Regions from separate parts of the Homo sapiens genome. Here region 1 is linked to region 2. The links are chromatin loops, found by intact Hi-C in ENCODE. Cell type or tissue: K562. All regions are shown on one strand. Each heading gives the region's core, and the rest is flanking DNA. Links, peaks and the distances in the headings are about the cores only.

Region 1 (11,447 bases), core at 2,611-6,610, 53 kb before region 2:
CTGGGATGTTGTAGAGATGCCTTGCCTGAAGCCCCTCTGTCACCCGGTGACAGTGCCACCTCCAGATGGCATCTGATCTCGACTTCCTCATGGTTCCCATGATTTTCTTTCTTTTTTTTTTTTTTTTGGAGATGGAGTCTCGCTTTGTCGCCCAGGCTGGAGTGCAGTGGCGCGGTCTCAGCTCACTGCAACCTCAGCCTCCCGGGTTCATGCCATTCTCCTGCCTCAGCCTCCCAAGTAGCTGGGACTACAGGCGCCCGCCACCACGCCTGGCTAATTTTTTGTATTTTTAGTAGAGACGGGGTTTCACTATGTTAGCCAGGATGGTCTCGATCTCCTGACCTCGTGATCCTCCTGCCTCGGCCTCCCAAAGCGCCCGTGATTTTCTTGTCACCAGGCCTTCTTCATTCATTTAAGTTTCCTGCCCAGGCTTCATGGGCAGTTGAGTTTGTGATTCATGCTATATGCTTATTAGAGAAGAGAAAAAGGTAATTTTGTTTTTCCCTTTAAATTTGACAGTAAATATAATACTGTAATTATAGACTTTAGGTTCTTTTTTTCTTCTTCTAAAAGTGAAGAAACTTTTGCTTTTAACAAAATGTATTGGAGCTGCTGCCTGCCTGAACTTGTGACAGTTTTGTTTTTTTCTTATTGTGTCAGCTCTCTTTGTCTCTCTAGAGCAGCAGCTCATGCATGAACTATATTTATTTTAATTTCTTCATTTTCATGAATAGATAATGTGTTCTCACGGTTCAGATTTTTAAAGGTACAAAAAGTCTACACAATGACAAGCTTCCTTCCTATCCCAGTGACCAGTTCTCCTCATTTTTTTCTCCCTAGAGACAAACACTGTTACCCGTTGCTTGTGCATATCCTTCTAGAAAATTTTACATGTGTGCAGGCAAATTCCTATGAACGGTTTTCATTGCTGTTTTTACCCAAGTGGGGCATAGTATACACAGTGTTCTTCACCTGGACTTTTTTTGCTTCCATTATATTTTAGAGTTTTCTGAATATGTACACAAAAATCTTCCTTATTCTTAAAATCTGCTTAGCATTCCAGTGTATTCCAGGGTGCTGTAATGCTTTAACCAATCCCTTGTGGGTGGACCATTAGGGTATTTAGGGTATTTTCCAGTCCTTGTGATCATAAACCATGCTGTGATGAACCAGCGGGTATTTCTGTCACTTGCCGTGTTTAAGTATGCCTGTGTAATAAATTCCTCAAAGTGAAATTGCTTAGTGAGAAGATATGTGTATTTGTAAATTTGAATAAATGGCAAAATTTCACTCCATAAAGGTTGCAGAGTACAGCAAATGAGAGTTTTTTGTTTGTTTGTTTGTTTTGAGATGGAATCTTGCTCTGTCACCCAGGCTGGAGTGCAGTGGTGTGATCTCAGCTCACTGCAGCCTCTGTCTCCCAAGCTCAAGTGATCCTCCTGCCTCAGCCTCCTGAGTAGCTGGGACCTCAGGAGTGCACCACCACGCCTGGCTAATTTTTGTATTTTTAGTAGAGACGGGGTTTCACCATGTTGGCCAGGCTGGTCTCAAACTCCTGGCCTCAGGTGATCCGCCCGCCTCGGCCTCCCAAAGTGCTGGACTTACAGGCATGAGCCACTGCGCCTGGCCAAGAGTGTCTATTTACCCCGACTCTAAATGGTGTCTTTAGCAGAGAAATGTAGGACTGACTTTTATGATCTTAACTTGAGAATCTGACATTAAAGGCAGCCATATAAGGCCAGGCGCGGTGGCTCACGCCTGTAATCTCAGCACTTTGGAAGGCCAAGGCAGGCTGATCACCTGAGGTCAGAAGTTCGAGGCCCGCCTGGCCAACATGGTGAATCTCAGTCTCTACTAAAAATACAAAAAATTAGCCGGGTGTGGTGGTACATGCCTGTAATCCCAGCTACTCAGGAGGTTGAGGCAGGAGGTTGAGGAGGAGGTTGAGGCCCCTTGAACCCAAGAGGCGGAGGTTGTGGTGAGCCGAGATCGTGCCACTGCACTCCAGCCTGGGCAACAAGAGTGAAACTCCATCTTAAGAAAAAAAAAAAAGGTCTTCATCCTTGTCATCTTTGCATTGAGCTGGCTGAGGAGGAAAAGGAAGAGGAAAGGTTGTTCTTGCTGTCTCAGGGGTGACAGCGCCTATAGTGACAGCTACTCCGGAGGCTGAAGTGGAAGGATTGCTTGAGCCCAGGAGGCAGAGATTGCAGTGAACTATGATCACACCCCTGCACTCCAGCCTGGGCGACAGTGAGACCCAGTCTCAAAATAAAATAAAATAGTAAAATAAAAAATAATAATTAAAAAAGCAGGCAAGAAGTGCCTTTCAAGGTATTAAAATATGAAGCTGTTTTCTTCTTTTCGTAATCTCTCTCCCTTGAGTTGTCATGGTGATTTTTACTGCCTATTTAACAGTGTCCTTCTATTTTTTTTTTTTCTGAGACAGAGTCTTTCTTTGTTGTCCAGGCTAGAGTGCAGTGGCATGATCATGGCTCACTGCAACCTCAACCACCAAGGCTCAAGCAATCCTCCTGCCTCAGCCTCCTGAATAGCTGGAATTACAGGCGCATGCCACCATATCCTGCTAATTTTTTTAGTTTTTATAGAGATGGGTGCTATGTTGCCCAGGCTGGTCTTGAACTCTTAGCCTCAAGCGATCCTTCTGACTTGACTTCCTAAAGTGTTGGAATTACAGGAGTAAGCCACTGTGCCAGGCCAAAAGGAACTTTTTGAAGGTCACAGGGTTCCATCTGCAACCTTCATTCCTTTGCCTTGTAACATGACACATTCGCAGTTTCTGTGGATTGGGACGTGCACATCTTTTGTTAGGGGAAAGTTATTCTGTCTACCATACTTGATTACTTATGTACTTGAATCTTTTTGTATATTTCTTGGCCATTTGGATTTATTTTTCTGTGAAATTTCTGCTGAAATACTTCGTGCATTTGTAAAGGTTTTTTCTTGTCAGTTCTAAGACTTATACTGACACATGCCATGAAAAAGCCTTATTTGTTAGGTAGTCATTTAGTCTCTTGTTTTTGAGACAGGGTCTTGTTCTGTCACCCATGCTGGGGTGCAGTGGTACAATCTTGGCTCACTGCAACCTCTGCCTCCCAGATTCAAGCGATTCTCATGCCTCAGCCTCCCAAGTAGCTGGAATTACAGGCACGTGCCACCATGTCCAGCTAATTTTTGTATTTTTAGTAGAGACGGGGTTTCACCATGTTGGCCAGGCTGGTCTCAAACTCCTGGCCTCAAGCGATCTTCCCGCCTTAGCCTCCCAAAGTGCTGGGATTACAGGGGTGAGCCACCTTGCCCAGCCTAGTCTTTTATATTGTCTAAGTTTTCAGTTTTGAGCTTCTTTGTGTTCTGGAGCTAAAAGCAGAAGTTGCTTACAGATGGTCCCTCTTGCTATCTTTTGCAGCAGTTTAAGCAAATTGAGGAGAATACTCCAGATGTCTTGGAAGGAGAAAGCCAGAGAGGGCAGTGCCTTTGGGGAATGAGAAGCAGGAGCAGCAGGAGGGGGTGGGTTCCTCCAGTTTAAGGCAGGGACAGTGGTGGGAAGTGGCTTATTCACTTCTTAGAGCTGAATCTCCGGGGGTGTGCAGGGGCACGTGTGTGTGCGTGGGTGTGTGCATGCATGTGTGCGGGCACCTGCTGAGGGGCACAGTGGTGGGACTCTGAGGACCTAGATGGGATAATAGGTTTTGAAATAGTAACTGATCTTAAAATTTTAACATTTTATGATGCAGTTTTAAAAAAACAAATAATGTATAGCATATGTGTATACTTAAGATATACGTAATAACAAAATAGACACCTATTAGCTCCCCCATATCTCAAATCACCCCTTGGTGCCACCATTACTGGTGTAGAGTCCAGACAGAATCATTCTAGAATCTTCTGTCCAGCATGAAACCCCAACATCTTTGCTTGACCCATGGAGGGTGGTGCATGGTACAGGGATGGAATTTTTGGCCATTACAGATTAGATGACTGTGATTTAATTTAGTTTCAAAAAAAAAAAAAATCCTGACTGCTCATACACCACGAAGCTGGTCAATTAGACTTCATGCCCATAACACCCACATGTGCCATTTCATCTCTCTGCACCCTGTAGTGGGCATCTGTAATTGATCTGTAATTGATGTGTGATCAATGCCTGTGGTGGTTAAGAACTATTGCTGTGGTGGTTAAGAACTATATCCCGTAATTTTGTGTGTGTCTTATTTTGTCTGTATCTGGAAGTGTGTTATCCACGTGGCTCTTGGGCTTTTATGTGTCATCCTGGAAAAAATGTAGGAAAATACTATGAGATTTCTGCAGCTGCCCAGCATCTGGTCCAACATAGACTCAGAGAGGAAGGTGAAGTAAGGAGGAAATAAAGAACTACTGACCCAAACTGAGGTGTAGGCAGTACATGTAGCTCGCTTGGGAAGACTTTTAGAGGTGAAAGGCAAAAGAAGCATATGAAAATAGCATCACTAAAGTCTCATGCTTAAGCTCGTTTTTACTTGAAATGGAAACTGAAATATAATTTCTAGAAAGCCACTTTTAAAACCCTCTAATGGCCAAGTAATGAGGTGACAGCATTTTACAAATGAGAAGCACACTTGCGTGGCAGTGAGAGAATAATGTGTCATCAAAGAAAATTAGCTCCATGTCACAAATGCAATTGAGCAATGGCTGAGAGTGGTAATCAACTTTCTTTCTTACAGAAGCAACATGAAAACTTCATTAGAGAAAATCATTTTCCCAAGTCAGACAATCAGCACCAGGAAGTCAGGGAGTCTGGCTTGGCTTGAACTCTCAGATGGACTCTCAGTGGTATTCAAAGGGGGACCATTGACTCTCACCCACTCAAGGCTAATGCCAAATCCAGGGCCCGGCAGAGCTCTCTGGCAGGCAACCTAAAGCTGGTGACTCTCAGCTCCTGGTGTTCATGTACCTGTGTAATCTCCTTCTCTTGGGTCAAGGTTGGGCCTAGATCTTTGCATCTGATAAATAAAATACAGAAAAGTGATGGAATGCCACTACTGTGATGAGGTTACAAAAGATTGTGGCTCCTCCAGTCTTGGGCACCCCCTTTGGTTCTCTTGTCCATGATCTGCCCCATGGAGAGCCCCATGTGGCAAGGAACAGAGAGCAGCTTCCGGGCAATAGCCCGCAAGGACCGGAGGCCTGCTAGCCGCTTCAGGTGAGCTGCTAATCAGATTAACCCTCCCCTCAACCATGTGAGCCTTGAGATAACCACAGTCCTAGCCAACACCTTGATTGCAACCCTGTGAGAGACCCTGGGCCACAGGCACCCAGCTAAGCCATGCCTGGATTCCTGACTCCCAGAAGCTGAGATTATAAATGTCATTTCAAGCTGCTAAGTTGGGAGAGAGGACAGAGTCTTGCTCTGTTGCCCAGGCTGGAGTGCAATGGTGCGATGTTGGCTCACTGCAACCTCTGCCTCCCAGGTTCAAGCGATTCTCCTGCCTCAGCCTCCTGAGCGTAGCTGGGACTACAGGCACATGCCACCACGCCTGCCTAATTTTTGTGTTTTTAGCAGAGATGGGGTTTCCCCATGTTGGGCAGGCTGGTCTCCAACTCCTGACCTCAAGTGATCCATCCGCCTGGGCCTCCCAAAGTGCTGGGATTACAGGTGTGAGCCACCGCGTCCGGCCACTGTTTTCATTTTAAAGATCACGAATGTGTTTCCTGTCAAAACCGTAATTGTGGAACATTATTTTAAAATCTGTAGAGCATTTTGTCATATGGATACACCATGATTAATCTAATCTCCTGGAGATGGATATATAGGTGATTTCCTCAGGTTTTTTTTTTTTTTTGCTACTGTAAGTTGAAATTAACTGTCAAATCTACTAGACTTTGTCCAGTCTCCATTTTTCATGACGTTTTGTAATAACAAATCCTGTTAGTAATCCTCTTCTTGAAATATTCTTGTTCACTCATTTATTCATTCATTCACCACATACTTGCTGTGTGCTGATCATGTGTGTGGTTTGTGTCCATCACGCAGTACCTACTCATTCTTCTCCCTCTGTGGTTAACTGGCAGGGTCTTTGGAGGCAAACGGGTCAGAGTTGCCTTCCAGAGGGCATAACTACTGGCTGAGTGGCCAGAGGGAAATGATGTAAACTCCTTGAACCTCAGATTTCTTACTCTGTAATATACAAATAATGACAAATGCCTCAGTGGCTTCCTGCAAGGATTAAAAGCAACCATATGTGTGCAGGACAGGCAGGATATCAGCACTCACAAGGCTTTCCTCCTTGACCCACTTCATCCTTCTCCACACAAATGACCTTGTAGGCCACATGGAAAGGAGGAGGGCAGAGGAGGACACCTGGATTCCAGGCCCCTTCAGACCACTTCTCAGTTGGCCACTGTGGAAGCACCAGCTATAGGTCTCTTGTAGAAGGGAACATGTACATTTATTCCTTTGTTCGGCAACTATTTTAAAAATTTTTTTTCACCTCCTTGTGGTCAGTGTGCAATTCAGCAACTATTAATTGAGCATCTGCAAGGCGCTGGGCACAAAAGAAGACAGAGCAGGAACACAGGCCGGTGGCCCTTGTCCGCGAGATGGCATACAAAAAGAACCCTTGAGCTTCTCCATTGCCAGGACAGAGGACTCACTCTGCCCCTTAAGCTGGTGTGGAGAACATCACCAGTGATAACTACCACCGCCCACTTCAGGACAACCCCTTTCTCCTCGCAGCCTGCCTTGGGGGAGCTCTGTCCCTGTTTGAACTTGGACCGATTTGGATGGTCATTTGTGTTTTCCTTCATTGCTTTGGGAGAGTTGCGGCTAAGAACATTGGCCACAGGGACAGACCTGAATTGGATTCTGCCTTAGCCACTAACTCACTGTGATGCCCTAGTAGATCCCTTTCCCTTGCTCAGCTTCGTAGCCCCCTCTCTGCAATGACGATGGTTATAGTACACACCTCTCAGTGCTGTTGCGTGGCTCGCATTGGGTGACATCTTTAGTGTGTGTAGGCTAATGCTTGGCACTTGGTAGGAACTCAGAAAATGTGACTTAGACAAATTCTGATTCCTCTTGGCCAGGTTCCTGCCTGGTTGAGTTTTTTCTTTTTTGTTTCCTTGCTTTGGGGCTAAGGGCATTTTATGGCTTTGGATTAAGAGCTGAGACTTTGGGGTCAAGGCCATCTAGAGTGTGTCCCCACTTTAGCCTCCAATAACTATGTGACTAGGCAAGTCACTCAACATCTTGGAGCCTCCGTTTTCTCATCTGTAAACTGGGGATATTAATAGTACCCAACTCATGGGGTGGTTGTGAGAATTAAGCGAGTTAATGCACCTAAGGTGCTTGGTACAGGGCCTGGTGTGCACACTGCCTTCTGGAAACTAACCATAGAATGTGCTATGACCATTTTTGGTTTTCTTCATCCACTCATTCTGAGAAGAGTGTGGAAGGCTTTGGGATGGGTGCAGGGGTGCAGTGCACAGGACCTGAGCTGTCCAATCTGATGAGACCACTCAGGGAGAGATGCTACTTATAAAAACACCACTGTGGCCCAGGCGCAGTGCCTCATGCCTGTTATCCCAGCACTTTGGGAGACTGAGGTGGGCAGATCGCTTGAGCTCAGGAGTTTGAAACCAGCCTGGACAACATGACGGGACCCCGTCTCTACCAAATATACAAAAAATTAGTCTGGCGTGGTGGCAGGCGCCTATAATCCCCAGCTATTCACTACTTGGGAGGCTGAGATGGGAGCATCACTTAAGCCTGAGAGGCAGAGGCTTCAGTGAGCCGGGGCAGCGCTACTGGCCACTTCGCTCCACTTTGCTCCAGCCCTGGGGTGACAGAGCGAGGCTCCATCTCAAAAAAAAAAAAACAACAACAAAAAAAAAAAACAAAAAAAACACAAAGAATCCCAAAAACAAAAAAAACAAAAACAAAACAAACAAACAAACAAACAAAAACAAAAAAACAACCCATCACTGTGAAAATTGAAAATTGGTAGCTTATTGGAGGATTGAGGTGCTGATACTGAACATTCTGAGAATCTTCTCTGCAGTGCTTTTGAGATAGAAAGGGATAAATTCTCAGTACTTAGAAAGGACCTAGGTAACTGGGAGTGTGAGTTCTGAAGGTATTCTTTATTTTGCATGATGTCTGCAGAGGCTGCTAATGACAATGTCTGAAGTAGTTACTAATAACGATCTGAAGCATACTGACTCGTGTCTGAGAAGCATGGGGATTAACAGGAAATGAAATCCTGATCTGTAAAGCAAACCAGTTCCTGTTCTATTAGCAATTGTAGAGTTTTTAAAAGCTCAATTTTTTTTATTATAATAAGTGAGACTTGCTCATTGTTAAAGAAAAAATTCAAACGACATTGGGAGTTGGTTTATTTATTTATTCCATAAACATGTTTTGAATGCCTACTCAATGCCAGGCACAATGCTGGGGACGGCTGTGAACAAGAAGGACAAAAAGCCTATGGATCTTATGCTGTACTAAGGAAGAGATGTTGAGGAAATATAATGAAAGACAAAATCCCCTGCCAAGCCAGGAAGCCATTCCACAAAAGTAGAAAAGAAAGAACACAGTGTTATCAGTGAGTAAATATTAAGCCAGAATGCAATGCACGTCACTGGCAATCTGCTCAAAAGCTGCAAAGACAGCAAGAAATCTCACCCTTTCATGTAGCCAAGCAGATACGACCCATTACATCCGTGTTCCCGAGATCAACAATATGCAACCCTCAAGCAAGGGGATTTGACAGCACATTTATCACACATAGTTTATCTTACATTCACTTGGTAATTGGGGTGGCTGATTTGTGCTTCTTAATTGTCGTTATTCAAAGGAATAACAAACTTCTTATATCTCTGTGACAAGGACATAGTTATAACTTGCAGCTAGTCACCTAAATTTAATTCTCATCTAGACTGGAAGATAGGAGGACGACCTTCCTTGATGTTCACATTTCAAAGTGAAGGCTCTTAGACCCGTAAGAAAAACATTCCTGGGTTGTAAAACCTGCAAGAGGCTTATCTAGCCTTTAAAGAGATTTACATCTCAAAAGGCCAGAGGAAGAATGGATAATTACATGTTTTCTCAAGGAAATGCTCTAACAGAAAGAGGGGGTCTTTTTCTCTTTTTACATCAGAGAAAATTTTATTTTTCTTTCGCAATTTGTATTCACCCTTACAGAGACAGGAATTAAACAAATAAATATGTGCTATAATGAGGAAGCTGAGCAAAGGCCCGGAGCGTGACAGGAGATGTTCTGAAGGGCAGTCGGGGTCTCACTGAAGAGCGAGCACCACTTGCCCAGAGCCTGGAGGGAGGGTCCAGGGGAGGCCGCAGCAGTGGCCAGTCAGCCGCTTGCGGTGTGTGTTTCCAGCCATGTTGCTACGTATGAACAATCATACCTGGTTGTTGCTTTGTTTGATTTTTCCCCCAAATGGGATTAAAACATGTTGATCTCTATTCGCTTATTCACCCACTGTCCTATCGGGATATCTGTCCATGCTGGTAAAGGCAGAGGGGCTTAATCTTTCTTCCTTTCTTTTTTTTTTTGAGATGGAGCCTTGCTCTGTCGCCCAGGCTGGAGTGCAGGGGCGCGATCTTGGCTCACTGCAACCTCCACCTCCTGGGTTTAAGAGATTCTGCTGCCTCAGCCTCCCGAGTAGCTGGGGTTACAGGCGCGCACCACCATGGCTGGCTATATATATATATACACACACACACGTATATATATATACACGTATATATACGTGTATATATATATATACACACACATATATATACACACACACACGTATATATATACACACATATACGTATATATGTATATACGTATATATACTTATATACACATATATACATATATACGTGTGTATGTGTGTGTGTGTGTATATATACACATATATATGTGTGTGTGTGTATATATATATATATATATATATATATGTAGTATTTTCAGTAGAAATGGGGTTTCACCATGTTGGCCAGGCTGGTCTTGAACTCCTGACCTCAAGTGGTCCACCCGCCTCGGCCTCCCAAAGTGCTGGGATTACAGGCGTGAGCCACTGTGCCCGGCAGCTTAATCTTTCTTTACATGGCTGCACTGCATTGTGCTAGAGTTGGTTCACCCCTTTCGTTAGTGGATGAACATTTAGGCACTGTTGCCTAGAGGCTGAGGGCATGAACACTGGAGTGAAGCTCGGGCTGAAACTCAAGTTGCACCACCTGCTTGCTGTGTGACACTGGGCCTGTTACTTAACCTGTGCCTCAATTTCCTTACATGTGTGAACGCCTTTAATCCCCCCAATAACCCCATCATGTACCCAGCACCCCATATCCAAGGTGGGTATAGTAATACTGGGTACATGATGGGGTTATTGGGAGGGTTAAATGCATTTACACATGTAAAGTGCTTAGGGTAGTGCCTGGCTCAGAGCAGGCCTACATTGGTGTTGGCTATTATTATTATAAAATATATTAAGAATTATTGATTGTCAGCACGTATGATTCTCCTATAAGGGCTTGTAGCTGTTGTATCATTAGTTCGCTCCTCAAGTATTTATAGAGTCTGTTAATTTGCCCAGCGCTATGCCAGGCGCTGGGTGATGGGGTGGACAGCTTGGCCCTTGCTCTTATGGAGCTTAGAGTTGGGTGTGGGTGATGCACAACAAACTAACAGCCAAGTGAGGAAAGCATCATGAATTGTGGTGGCATTGGGTGATCAGAAAGGCCTCATCCAGAAGGATGCACTTGCTGTGTGCAGCGGGAGAAGGAGCGCACAGGGGTTGCAGTGGGAAGAGGCTGCCAAGAATGGGGATGGCATGGCGCATTTCCAAAGGAAGAAGAGAACTTGGCGTATTGGGAGGTGGGGGCAGCACTCTGGGAAGACCAGCGTGGCAATGATGCAAGAAGCATGAGACAGCTTGGAAAAACTGCCAGAAGCCTGATCTGCAGGGCCTCATGGCCATGTGGATTTCAGCCTAGCTGCAGGGGGTAACTGTTGAGGGGTTTTAATCAGGGGAATGACACAATCCAATGACGCTTGCTGGGTAGAGAATGAGTTGGAGGAGGCAACACAGGAAATGGGAGACCCATTGAGAGGGTTGTGCAGAATTCTGGGTGAGAGAGGATGTGACTTGGGCTCTAGTGGTGACAATGTTGATGGCCTGGAGGTGGGACGAGGAAAGGAGGACCCACGGAGGCCCTAGAGACTTCACGTCCGAGCACCCAGCTGGATGGTCAGGCATTTATGGGAATTGCTGCCATATGGAAGTAAATCAAGATTGTCCCTTTGGACAAGTTGTATTCCAGGGTTGGTGTGAGACATCAGCGGACGTGTCAGGAGGCAGCTAACAGGTGAGAACCCAGGGCTCCAATCTTCTCTAAAATCACATCCTAGTCAGCTCCTCAACACTGTGGGCCAATGCTCAGACAC
Region 2 (11,447 bases), core at 2,433-6,432:
AAAGCGATTCTTGTACCTCAGCCTCCTGAGGAGCTGGGATTACAGGTGCATGCCACCACGTCCAGCTAATTTTTTGTATTTTTAGTAGAGATGAGGTTTCACCGTGTTGTCCAGGCTGGTCTTGAACTCCTGACCTCAGGTGATCCACCTGCCTCAGCCTCCCAAAGTGCTGGGATTACAGGTATGAACCACCATACCTGGCCTCAGTTTTCCTTCTGTAAAACATGTCCTGCAAAAATCTGCTTGTGTGAAGTGTCATACTGTGTAATGTTAAAGGGTGGTAGGAAAGAATAAATGTCAAAGACAGTTGAAAAATTTAGCATGTTATTTTACTGCAGATTAATTTTTTCAGAGCCTCTAATGGGGGCAGTGTGCCTTATACATGTTTTTAATCCATTTTAGTTTTTTTTTTATCTTTTAAATATATTTTAACCTTGCAGAACAGGGTGAACTCATAGGCAATATGCCCAGAGTCAGCCTGACTTTTCAATAGCAGTGGCATCCAGAAGTTCTTTCTGTGATTGTGGAAGTGTTCTCTGCACTGTCCAATAAGGTAGCCACTACCCATGAATAGCTGTTGAGCACTGAAGTGTGGCTATTGAGACCAAGGAACTGAATTTTTAATTTTAACTGAAATTTAAACAGCCTCTTGTCTGTACTAGACAGGACAGGTCTAGAGGAAGACTTAAACTGACATCTGTCTCCAACGGATCTGTTCACAGAATCTTTCTTTTTCCCTGTGGCATTTCTGGAGAAAATAGCATGTTTCACAGGGCACACCTTGGGGAAGTTGGTGCAGAATATTCCCCCTTGTAGGACATTTGAGAATCAAAGATCTCTAGGAAAAATAAGAGAAATCAAGAAGCAAAAATGAGCTCTCTGAGCGTAGGAACCTGGTTTGTTTTTTATTTTAGAATATATTATAGAGACGTGGTCTCATTCTGTGGCCCAGGCTGGAGGGCAGTGGTGTGGTCATAGCTCAGAGCAGCCTTCAACTCCTGGGCTCAAGTAGTCCTCCCATCTCAGACTCCAACGTAGTTGGGACTACAGGTATGCACCACTACACCCAGCTAATGGAACCTGGCTTCTTGTCTTCCAAGTGCTGAGCAGAGCTGACACACAGCAGATACTCAGTGAAGATTCGAGAGATGAAATCATGGTCCCAAAGATAAGCAGAAGAATTCTGACAAGAACCCACGTCTCCTAAAGCCCCTATTCAGTTCTTCCCACTTGCTGCTGTTCGAGTATCACTTCTTCTTTGGCCTTTCTCAAGATAATCCTCTTTCTGTCCCACTCAGTGAAGCTTTTCCTGTTTTCTGCATTTTTACGGTGTTTTGTTGCCATAAGCTCTTCTCTACTTTCATGTGCCTTTCTCTAGTTTTCCAAATGGGAGGTTTCCAAATTCAATCGACTGCCAGGAGAAGCAGGAATAGGTGACTTTCTTTCGTGAATGGTGCTTTGAGCCCTGCGGAGGTGCTTGCTTTTGTTTCTTTCTCTTCTGTATTATTACAGCTACTTTAGCTAAATCAAGTCTTCTTCCAGGTCACATATGGTCTAACCCTGGGTGCAATGACTCTTTGAGGAGGCAAGAGTTTAAAAACATTTGAGAGGCAGGGCGTGGTGGCTCACACCTGTAATTCTAGCACTTTGGGAAGCTGAGGTGGGCAAATCCCTTAAGCCCAGGAGTTCAAGACCAGCCTGGGCAACATCGTGAAGCCTTGTCTCTATAAAAATACAAAAAAAAAAAAAAAGTCAGGCATGGTGGTGCATGTCTGTGATCCCAACAACTCAGGAGGCTGAAGTTGGAGGATCACTGGAGTCCATGGGGTTGAGGCTGCAGTAAGCTGTGACCATACCACTGCACTCCTTGGGCAACAGAGCGAGACCATGTCTCAAAACAAAGTTGAGATCCTTTATTGAGATGGGAAATCTTTAATTATCTTTTTTTCTGGATACAAGGCCATGGTTGCTCAAGTGCTTCAAGGAATGGTAGATAGGAAAATGTTGATAGTAAGTTCTTGAACACCTGGGAAATTCCAAGAGTATATGTTAGGAATGCATTTAGCGGCAAAGAGAAGGCAGACTACAGAGGGTTGAACTAGTGGGTATTATTTTCTCCCATATGAAGTCCAGAGGTAGAAGTCCAGACCCAGTGCTGTCAGAGACCTGGGATTGCTCTCCCTTTCTGCTCCACAATTTCCAGAATCTTTGTTTTGTTATAACATTTGTCACCTCCTAATTGCAATGTGGCTGCTATACCTCCAAGCATAAATTCCGTGTACCAGGTAGAAAGAAGAAAGAGAGTAAATGGGCTTTGGGTACTTCCAACTTAGTCTTTCTTTGTCAGAAAATCAAAAGGTTTTCTGGAAGTTGCCCTAGAAATGAAATGTTTGCTTACATTTCTTTCACTAGAATTGGGTTCCATGGTCATCTTTAGGCAAATCGGTGGGCAAAGGATATAAAATTATTATGGCACATTTAACCAATCATGATTCAACCTCTGGAGCTGGGATCAAGATATCTCTGCTGCTATCTGGAAAAAAAAAGTCGGGGGAGGGGAGAATTTGTTAGCAGGAAAGCAATGAGAGGAGTGGATATTGGGAAGGAATCTTCCAATGATTGGATGGAATATTCCATGATGATTATAACAGATATCTCTTGGGATACATTCTTCCCTTTTGTCCCTTAGGTAGGTAGTTCTCAGGTGCATTCTGTAAGACTTCTAGAAAGGGCCATGAGTGGAGCAACTGGTCACCTCAGCAGTGGACAACTCAGTTACACATTTTTGTACTGACTCTTTCTCTGTCACTGTTTGTTTCCTCTGTCCCTCCTTTTACTCCCTGATAATCTCACTTCTAAATAAACTACTCATGTATCAGCTTTCATCTCAGGCTCTGATTCCAGAGGAGCACAGGCTGTGACACTAACCAACGGACTTCTGGAAGGGAAGGAACTAGAAGGCAGATAGAGATGCTTGGAGACGGGGACCTCAGGAACAGGAGGGTACGGGTCGCTACTCTAGTATCAGGGTACCTGCTCCTATCACCTCTCTAGTTGCCTTGTTTTCTCTCTGTTTCAGAAATTGCCCACTGGAATACAGGCTGATACAGGCATTAAAGAGTGGGTGGGGATTGTGGTGATCTGGAGAACACCTGCCCCCTCTAAAGGGGGCAGCCGCTAGAATTTTGCCTCTTTTTCATTTTGTTATAAAAAATTTTCAAATTGAGATGCTATAATTAATATTTTACTATTTGATTTGCCACATAAGTATTCATCTGTCCTTGCATTTACCTACCATTTCATTTTATTTTTGGATGCATTTCCAAGTATGTTGCAGATATCAGTAAACTTTGCACCTGCACACTTCAGCATGCATGTCATTAACTAGAGCTTAATATTGATTTACAGTTCTCCCCTCCCTTTTTGGAGTTAAAATATACATAGGTGAAGTGTATATATTTTAAATATACCATTTAATGAATTCTGACAAATACATGTATCTATGTAACCCAAATAGCTGTCAAGATGTAGAACATTATAATTACCCTAGAAATTTCCTTCATTTGCCTTTCTAGTGTCCCCCCACCCCTACCCTACCAGGGACAATCACCATTGTCTTTTTCTCCCATATAGTTTAGTTTGGCCTGTTCCTGATCTTTGGGGGAAACCACCAGAAATTTGATGGTTTTTTTTTTTTTTTTTTTTTTTTTTTTTGAGACGGAGTTTTGCTCTTGTTGCCCAGGCTGGAGTGCAATGACACGATCTCGGCTCACTGCAGCCTCTGCCTCCCAGGTTCAAGCGCTTCTCCTGCCTCAGCCTCCCGAGTAGCTGGGATTACAGGCATGCGCCACCATGCCCGGCTAATTTTGTATTTTTAGTAGAGACGGGGTTTCTCCACGTTGGTCTGGTTGGTCTCGAACTCCCGACCTCAGGTGATCTGCCCGCCTTGGCTTCAAAGTGTTGGGATTACAGGCGTGAGCCACTGCGCCCGGCAGAAATTTGAGTTTTTACATAAATTAATTTTAAATGTTGTTAACTAATGCAAATTATATAAAAAACATTGTGTGACCAGATAAATCACATCTACTGGCCTGAAGAAATCAGCAGGTTGCCAATTTGTGCATTCACTACACTCCATTTATATAATTTGTACCCAATCCATTTCCCTGCCAATATAACTTTAAATTAGGGATGACCCATCCAGGCTACCCTGGTGTACCATTTCTACACCAGTCTACATTATTGCATTCCCAGATATGCTCCCACAGTGAATTGTAGTATTTTCCCCTATTTCCTAGTTCACATTCTTGAAGGTATTCTTTGGTTGGTCCACTTCATTTTTTCATGCCAGACTGTGGTGTCCATTGCTAGGCAGCTTCTGGATTGGCTGCTCTTGTGGACAGTGTTTGCCAAAGGTCCAATCAACTGTGGCCATGGAGGTCATGTGATCTAAAATATGGCTGCCTAAGGGCTGCCCTTTATAAGGGATCTTCTGTTCAGGGCACAGCTGCTTAGGTCTGTTTGTGGCTGGCAGAGGCAAAATACTGGACTTGTAGCAGCAATGATAGTGATCAGTCAGGTAGTGGAAAACTTGATTTTAAGGGCTGTATAACACTCATCCTGCAGACGGATCACAACTAATTTAATTTTTACTATAGTTGGATGTCTGGGTGTTTTTGAATTTTTAAATGATATACACAGATATGATGAGCTTTCTTGCGCGGAAATCTTTGTTGGGATGTCTGATTGTTTCTCTAAGATTAACTTCTAGATAGAGGGTTGCAGGAGCAAAGTGTGTGCACGTAAATGCTTGACCAGTTGATAGTCCCATCAGCCACAGAGGGATTTAGAGCAGGCGTTAAGCTTGAAGCTCTGAAGTCTGCTGTGAGAATGAAATGAGATAGCAAAGGTAAAACATGCATCACAGTGTCTGGTATATAGTAGGTGCCCAGTGAACAATAACCAGTATTCCCATTTCCCTATGCCCTAGTTATAAGCAGACACTCATATTTAAGAAAAGTTGCCAACCACCAAAAAGTGTTACCATTATTTTTGACTTGCATGTTTAAGGCTTTTTATCTGTAGATGAGCTTGCACAGTAGTCAGGGGCTTATTTGCCTATTCAAGTGATCAGGACCATTTTGGATATTTTATTTATCCTCTTGTTCAAGGAAGAGTAGGGAAGAAGAAGGGACACATTGTATTTTTGAGATACATGTGTGTGGTCTCTATTTTTAGCACTGTTATGGGATAGGCATTACTTTCCCATTTTATGGATGAGGCAACTGAAGACCAGGGAGGATAAGTAATTTGTCCGAAGTCATACTAGTAAGTTGGGGGTCCGTCTGACTTCAAAATCTGTGTTATCAGTTCTGTATTGTGTTGTCTTTTGCCCTTGATCCTTTTGGAGGGAACGTGTGTATTAGGGCATTGGGTGCCTGCAGCCTTCTACTTGTTTGTTTTTTTCACTCTATGGTATAGCAGGTATAGCATTGTAGTAAGAACCTTGTGTTTGCATCCAGGCTCCCACACTTACTGGCTGTGTAAGCTTGAAGGAGCCACTTCCTTTTTCTAAGCCTCAGCTTCCCCCTCTGTGTCCTGAGGATAATAATAAGTACTTCATGGCATGCTGCGTGAGATAATGTGTGCAAAGCACTTAGGTCAGTGCCTGGCATATATTAATAATTCCATAACTGGGTAGTAGCAACAATAATGTTTGCACCCTTATTGCTGAGTTGTCAACCGAATTTCTTTTTCACCTGGAGTTATAGACTTTGGAATCTGGAAAAGTTACTGTTATACTGGTGGTTTCTGAGGGGTTTGTCATCTGTTTTGTGCAAGTGTGTGTGTGTTCCCAGCATTCTACCTTCCTCTTCTGTCAAGACATCCTTTGCCTCTCCTTTGTGCCTCCCCCAATCATTCTGTGTACTTCTGTGGGGCCACCAGTCACCCTGCTCTCTCCTGACTACAGAGGCTTGGCCAATCGTAGGATGTCATGCTTCTGATAACAGTAATTGGTCCAAGAGCACTTGACCTAAATGTGTCCAATCAGAGTGTTTCCTGGAATAGACTTTTGGGATGGTTGAAAGGAGTTCTTTTCTTGTGGGAGCGCCTAAACCGGTGCTGTAGTCCTGCCTCCGAAAGAGCCTTTCTGCACGAGAAGAGGATGAGGCAAAGAGAAGATTGACAATGTTGGGAGAAACAGTCTTATCATAAGTCCATGACTTTCCAGCAATCTTCCTAGATATAAGAGCCTTCATGTTCCTTTGTGACTTAAGCTAATTTAAATAGCATTTCCAAAAGGAAGCTGTACAAATCCACCACATTTCTCAGTACTTAATTATAAGCTCTGGGCCATATTTTGGCCAAGTCCACATGGTTCTTCTGGTGCAATTATACAAAAAATTTATTCTAAACATACATGTATATTTCTTTCGTTTTCCTGGCAATCACCAGGGATACTATTTAGGCACTAATACTCTTCTCCTCTGTTTCTCCAAACTGGTTATACCTTTCTGGCTTTGGAAGGTAAAGTGGATTACCCCAATACATTAAAAAGCAAGCAGGTGACTGTTATTAAATAGCTATTGAGAGCAGTTTGTCTTGCAGTTGATGAAAACCTGCCATGGTACAAGACGCAGCACCCTAAAACTTTTCCACCAAGAATTAGAGGCACTAGCAAGAATTCACACTGGGGTTAATTGGGGTCTTCAGAGGTAGGAAAACACTTCCTGGAATAAAGGAATCTCCTCCTGGCACATGCCTGATGAGCTCAGCTGGGATGCACTTGTTCAGAGGGGTGCGTGCCCTGGAAAGGGACCGTAGTGGATTGGGGATAGGGTCTGTTGGTTTGTGGATGGTATCTAATTTGGGATTAGGACTCACTGGCCAGTTTTTTTTTTTTTCCAAGAAGGTTCCAGGAAGACTGATTTCTGCCCTTTGAGAATTTTGATACTTGACATTTTCCAGGTTGATATTTGAGTTCCAGTTCTATTTTCTATTTTCTTATCTATGGTACAATCCAAAGACTGTTGAACCGAAGCCATCTTGTTTATTCCACAAATGTTTACTGCATACCTCTGTTATGCCAGGCCCTCTCCTAGGCCCTGGGGAAGCATGACCAAGACATGGCTTCCAACCTAGGGAAACACTTTTCAACGGCGGGGAGGGGTGTGCACACCAATGGTGAGTAGGTTGTGGTTAGTAGGATGATGGGTTTTTGGCATCTGGTGTTTGAGCTTTTGCTTTTTTGATTTCCTGCCATCTATGCCTCCTTTTCAGGTTATAAGCTGCTACTTTCCTTTGGGGCCCCATATACTCCAACTTGCAGATCGTGTAGCTTGGATGTGGCTGGCCCTCCAGTTTAGATCAAAGGGTTGGCATATGACTTAGGTGTGGCCAGTCAAAACATTTTGCCTCCTGGTGCAGTAATTGTTCCAGGATGAGAACACGATTTAAGCCAATGAGTGTCAGTATTGGACCTACTACTAGGACCATCACAAAAGACAGGCATCATCCTCTGGGGTGGGTAAGCTGGAAAGATGGAAGCCTGAAACTGCTGGCAGTACCCTTGCTTTGGCAGGGGAGAGGTGCCTGAGAGTGACACCAGCCCGAGGCTCCTGCTGAAATCATCTGTGTTCTTATTTCCAGCTGTGCCTGAAGTCATGTCTACCCTTTGGACTTTCTCTTCAATTTAAGTCATTTTGAGTAGTGTTTCTGCCTCTTGGAATCTAAAGGATCCACATGAATGTAATGAAGTTATGTGCCAGGTGCTATGAGGCGATGAGAAGGAAGAAGAGTATGTACCACTGTCTTCCTGGAGGAAGTGACACAGGACCTGAGTCTTGAAAGCCCAGTAGGACTTAGCCAGCTCAAGGGATTCTGAGCAGAGTGAGCCACATAAGAAATTACGTAGGAGCATGACAGTTTGTGCCGTGTTTTGGAGATCAATGCAGTTCATTGTTATTGGAGTGAGGTTGGCAGTAGTGGAACATTAGGTGGATGAATAAATGTCACTATCTCCGTCCCCAAGCTGATGTGTGTTAAGTACTTTCTATTTATCCTTCAGGAATTGCTGTGCACTTTACCTGGATTTATCTCATGTAAGCCTTCCACAGCCTCTTGAGGTGCACACTATAGTTATCTCATTTTACTGATGAGGAAACAAGCTTGGGGAGGGGCTAAAATAATGTGTCCAAAGTCACTTAGCTAGGAGGTGGTAGATGCAGAGCTTATAAGGGCCTAGGGGAGACCTCAGAGGCTCTTTGCTAAATTTTGATTTTATGTTCAAAAGATTTTTCATCCATCCTCCCATTTCTGTTCTAAGATTGGACCATCCTCACCTTTTGTTCATGTTAGTGTCCATTCATCCCAAAACGATGCGAGCACAGTTAGTCCCAAACTTTGACTTGACAGCAAACCCATATATAGAATTTCAGAGGGAATGTCTGGAGTTTCTGTTTGGGTTGTTTGCCTTGCTTGGGATGAGATAAATCAAAGCAGGTGGCAGTGCCTGCATTCTGAATGTCCTGCGCTGACACAGGTAGGTTATTGCTGCTACCTGAGAGCAGTTGTGCTTGCCCACATGAGTGACGGCAGATCTGTGATACACCTCTTGGGTTCTGGGAAATAAGTGTGATCTCTTCCTGGCCGATCCTCGTGCCTCCACCCCGCATTTTGGTCTGAGGCCTTGATGGATTCAGTTTTGTTTCCAGTTCAGGAGCCTACGCATTTCCCCAGGATGCAGGGAAAATGTGTCATCTTCCCTCCCTTCTGGTAGCGGACCCTGTGTGTGAAGCTCTGCCCCCCCTGGAGGGTGGTATCATCAAAAGCTTAATGGTTAAAACACTTCATACTCAATAATCAATAATTAAACACATCAGAGGGAAAGTAGGCTTACAGATTAATGGGTAGTAGCTTAGAGAGGGTGGATGTATTAGTCTGTTCTCATGCTGCTGATAAAGACATACCCAAGACTGGGTAATTTATAAACTGGTAATTAATTGGCTCAGTTCCATATGGCTGGGAAAGTCTCACAATCATGGCGGAAGAGCAAGGGACATCTTACATGGCAGCAAACAAGAGAGAATTTGTGCAGGGGAACTGGCCTTTATAAAACCATCAGATCTTGTAAAACTTATTCACTATCATGTGAACGGCACAGGAAAGACCCTCCCCCATGATTCAACTATCTCCCACTGGGTCCCTCCCATGACATATGGGAATTATGGAAGCTACAATTCAAGATGAGATTTGGGTGGGGACACAGCCAAACAGTATCAGTGGGTTTTGTGAAGGAATTTTAGGCCATATTTGGCTTATTGTGCAAGAAAAGGGGAATAGGTTCACTTGTTTTAGGGTTCATTGGTTTTTTTTCCAGGAAGGGATTTTTATTACTTTTTTTTGAGGCTCTGTGACCTCAGAACAAGGCGAATAGGTTGCAAGTTAATACTTGAAAAATCAGAGTTAAAACTAAAAGGAAAAATGATCCTACTTGAGCCTTGTAAAAATTCTGTAACTTAGATACAGTAGGTGCGTGGCCTTGTCTCTGTTTTACAGAAGCAGAAAACTGTGACCCCAAGAAGCTTAGCAAGTGCTCATGGTGCACATGTAATAACCAGCAGATGTGAGATTTCAACTCAGATCATATATGGGTTCCAAGAGGGTGGATCAAGAGGCATTAGAGTCAGGGCTCAATTTGATTCCATATTTTGGAGAAAGCGGACACGGCAAAGCATATGACTCTTTGCTTCAAGTCTAGTTGAAGAGACAATGCTGCTGGAAGGAAATTCAACAAATACGTCAGCCAAATAATTCCTGAATCCAGAGCATGTCCCAAGGAGGGGACTGGTGACTAAGTGAATGGCACAGTTTTTTACTTGCAAATCACCCCAAGCTTATTTAGAAAAGCTATGCTTAGTCAGGGGGCTATAACAAAATACCTAGACTGGGTGGCTTAGAAACAACAGAAATTTACTTCTCCCTGTTCTGGAGTCTGGGAGTCTGAGATCAGGGAGTCAGCATGGTCAGGTTCTGATGAGGACCCTCTTCCAGGTTGCAGACCCCAGTCTTCTCATTGGAAGGAGGGCTAGAGAGCTCTCTGGAGTCTCTTTTATAAGGATACTAATCTCATTCATGGGGGCTTCACTCTCACAACCTAATTGTCTCCCCAAAGACTTACCTCCTAATACCATCACATTGGGGATTAGGATTTCAACATATGGATTTTGGGGAACACAAACATTTAGTTCATAACACATGAATTCCCTCTACCTTTTTTTTTTTTTTAATTTTGAGACAAGGTCTGGGCTCTGTCACCCAGGCTGGAGTACAGTGGTGCTATCTTGGCTCACTGCTACCTCTGCCTCCCAGGCTCAGGTCATCCTCCCACCTCAGCCTCTCGAGCATCTGGGAATGTAGGTGTGTGCCACCACACCCAGCTAGTTTTTATATTTTTTGTAAAGATGAGGTTTCACCATATTATCCAGGTTGGTCTTGAACTTCTGAGTTCGAGTGATTTTCCCGCCTCAGCCTCTGAAGTACTGGGATTATAGGCATGAGCCACCAAACCTGGCCCCCCGTTTACCCGTTTTGAGGTTGACATTCAAAACTTTCATTTGTAAGTTCAAATCCTTGCAAAAAATATTACTTCTGGCATATTATAAATATTGACATTTTAAAATAAAAAAGTTGTATGTTTAAATAGATCCAATGAGTTCAAACCCATCATTATTCATTTAAAAATGTATAAAAACTTATTTAAAATTTTACATGGTCTCTTTTTTCTTTGAAGTTACTATTTAAAAAATTTCCATACAGAGTCTTACTCTAATGAAATTTATATTTCTGCTTCAAAGACTTTTATTGATCATTCTGTTATGATTCTCTACAAGCAAACATATACATACACACACACACACACACACACACACACACACATTGGAGATGGTATATATTTTTTCTAGCACTGTCAGATTTTTAGTGCCTAAAGAAATTCTTCTAGGTTGGATTTGAAATTCATTTGTTATTAATATAATTGAGCCACATAACACAAATTCATTAACAATATGAGAATTTTTTTTTTTTTTGAGATGGTGTCTTGCTCTGTCACCCAGGCTGGAGTGCAGCGGTGCGATCTCGGCTCACTGCAGCTTCTGACTCCCAGGTTCAAGCGATTCTCTGCCTCAGCCTCCCAAGTAGCTGGAATTACAGGCGTGCACCACCACACCGAGCTAATTTTTGTATTTTTAGTAGAGACCGGGTTTCACCATGTTGGCCAGGCTGGTCTCGAACTCCTGGCCTCAAGTGATCCACCCGCCTCGGCCTCCCAAAGTGCTGGGATTACAGGAGTGAGCCACCACGCCTGGCTGAGAAATAATTATTAAGCATAAATGTAACATTTTATTAGACTACATTGCTTAATAAGATGGATAGAGCTTCTTAAAAAA

What was found. A loop is a pair of places that touch in the nucleus more often than their neighbours do. Peaks named below come from ENCODE experiments on the same cell type or tissue, not always from the same donor. Only the 100,000 strongest peaks of a DNase experiment are listed, where the experiment ranks them.
Region 1: a loop joins it to region 2, with 6 times the contacts of the local background. A loop is called at or near these places in 1 of 110 quality-filtered maps.

The regions. Positions count from the first base shown.
Region 1 is chr20:56,345,699-56,357,145 of GRCh38, reverse strand. No RefSeq gene overlaps it. Among named protein-coding and RNA genes, the nearest start is that of FAM210B, 7.6 kb to the left of the region's middle. In K562, for the core only: no CTCF peak of the experiment used is centred there; no DNase peak of the experiment used is centred there.
Region 2 is chr20:56,292,551-56,303,997 of GRCh38, reverse strand. No RefSeq gene overlaps it. Among named protein-coding and RNA genes, the nearest start is that of MC3R, 50 kb to the right of the region's middle. In K562, for the core only: no CTCF peak of the experiment used is centred there; a DNase peak (open chromatin) is centred at 4,397.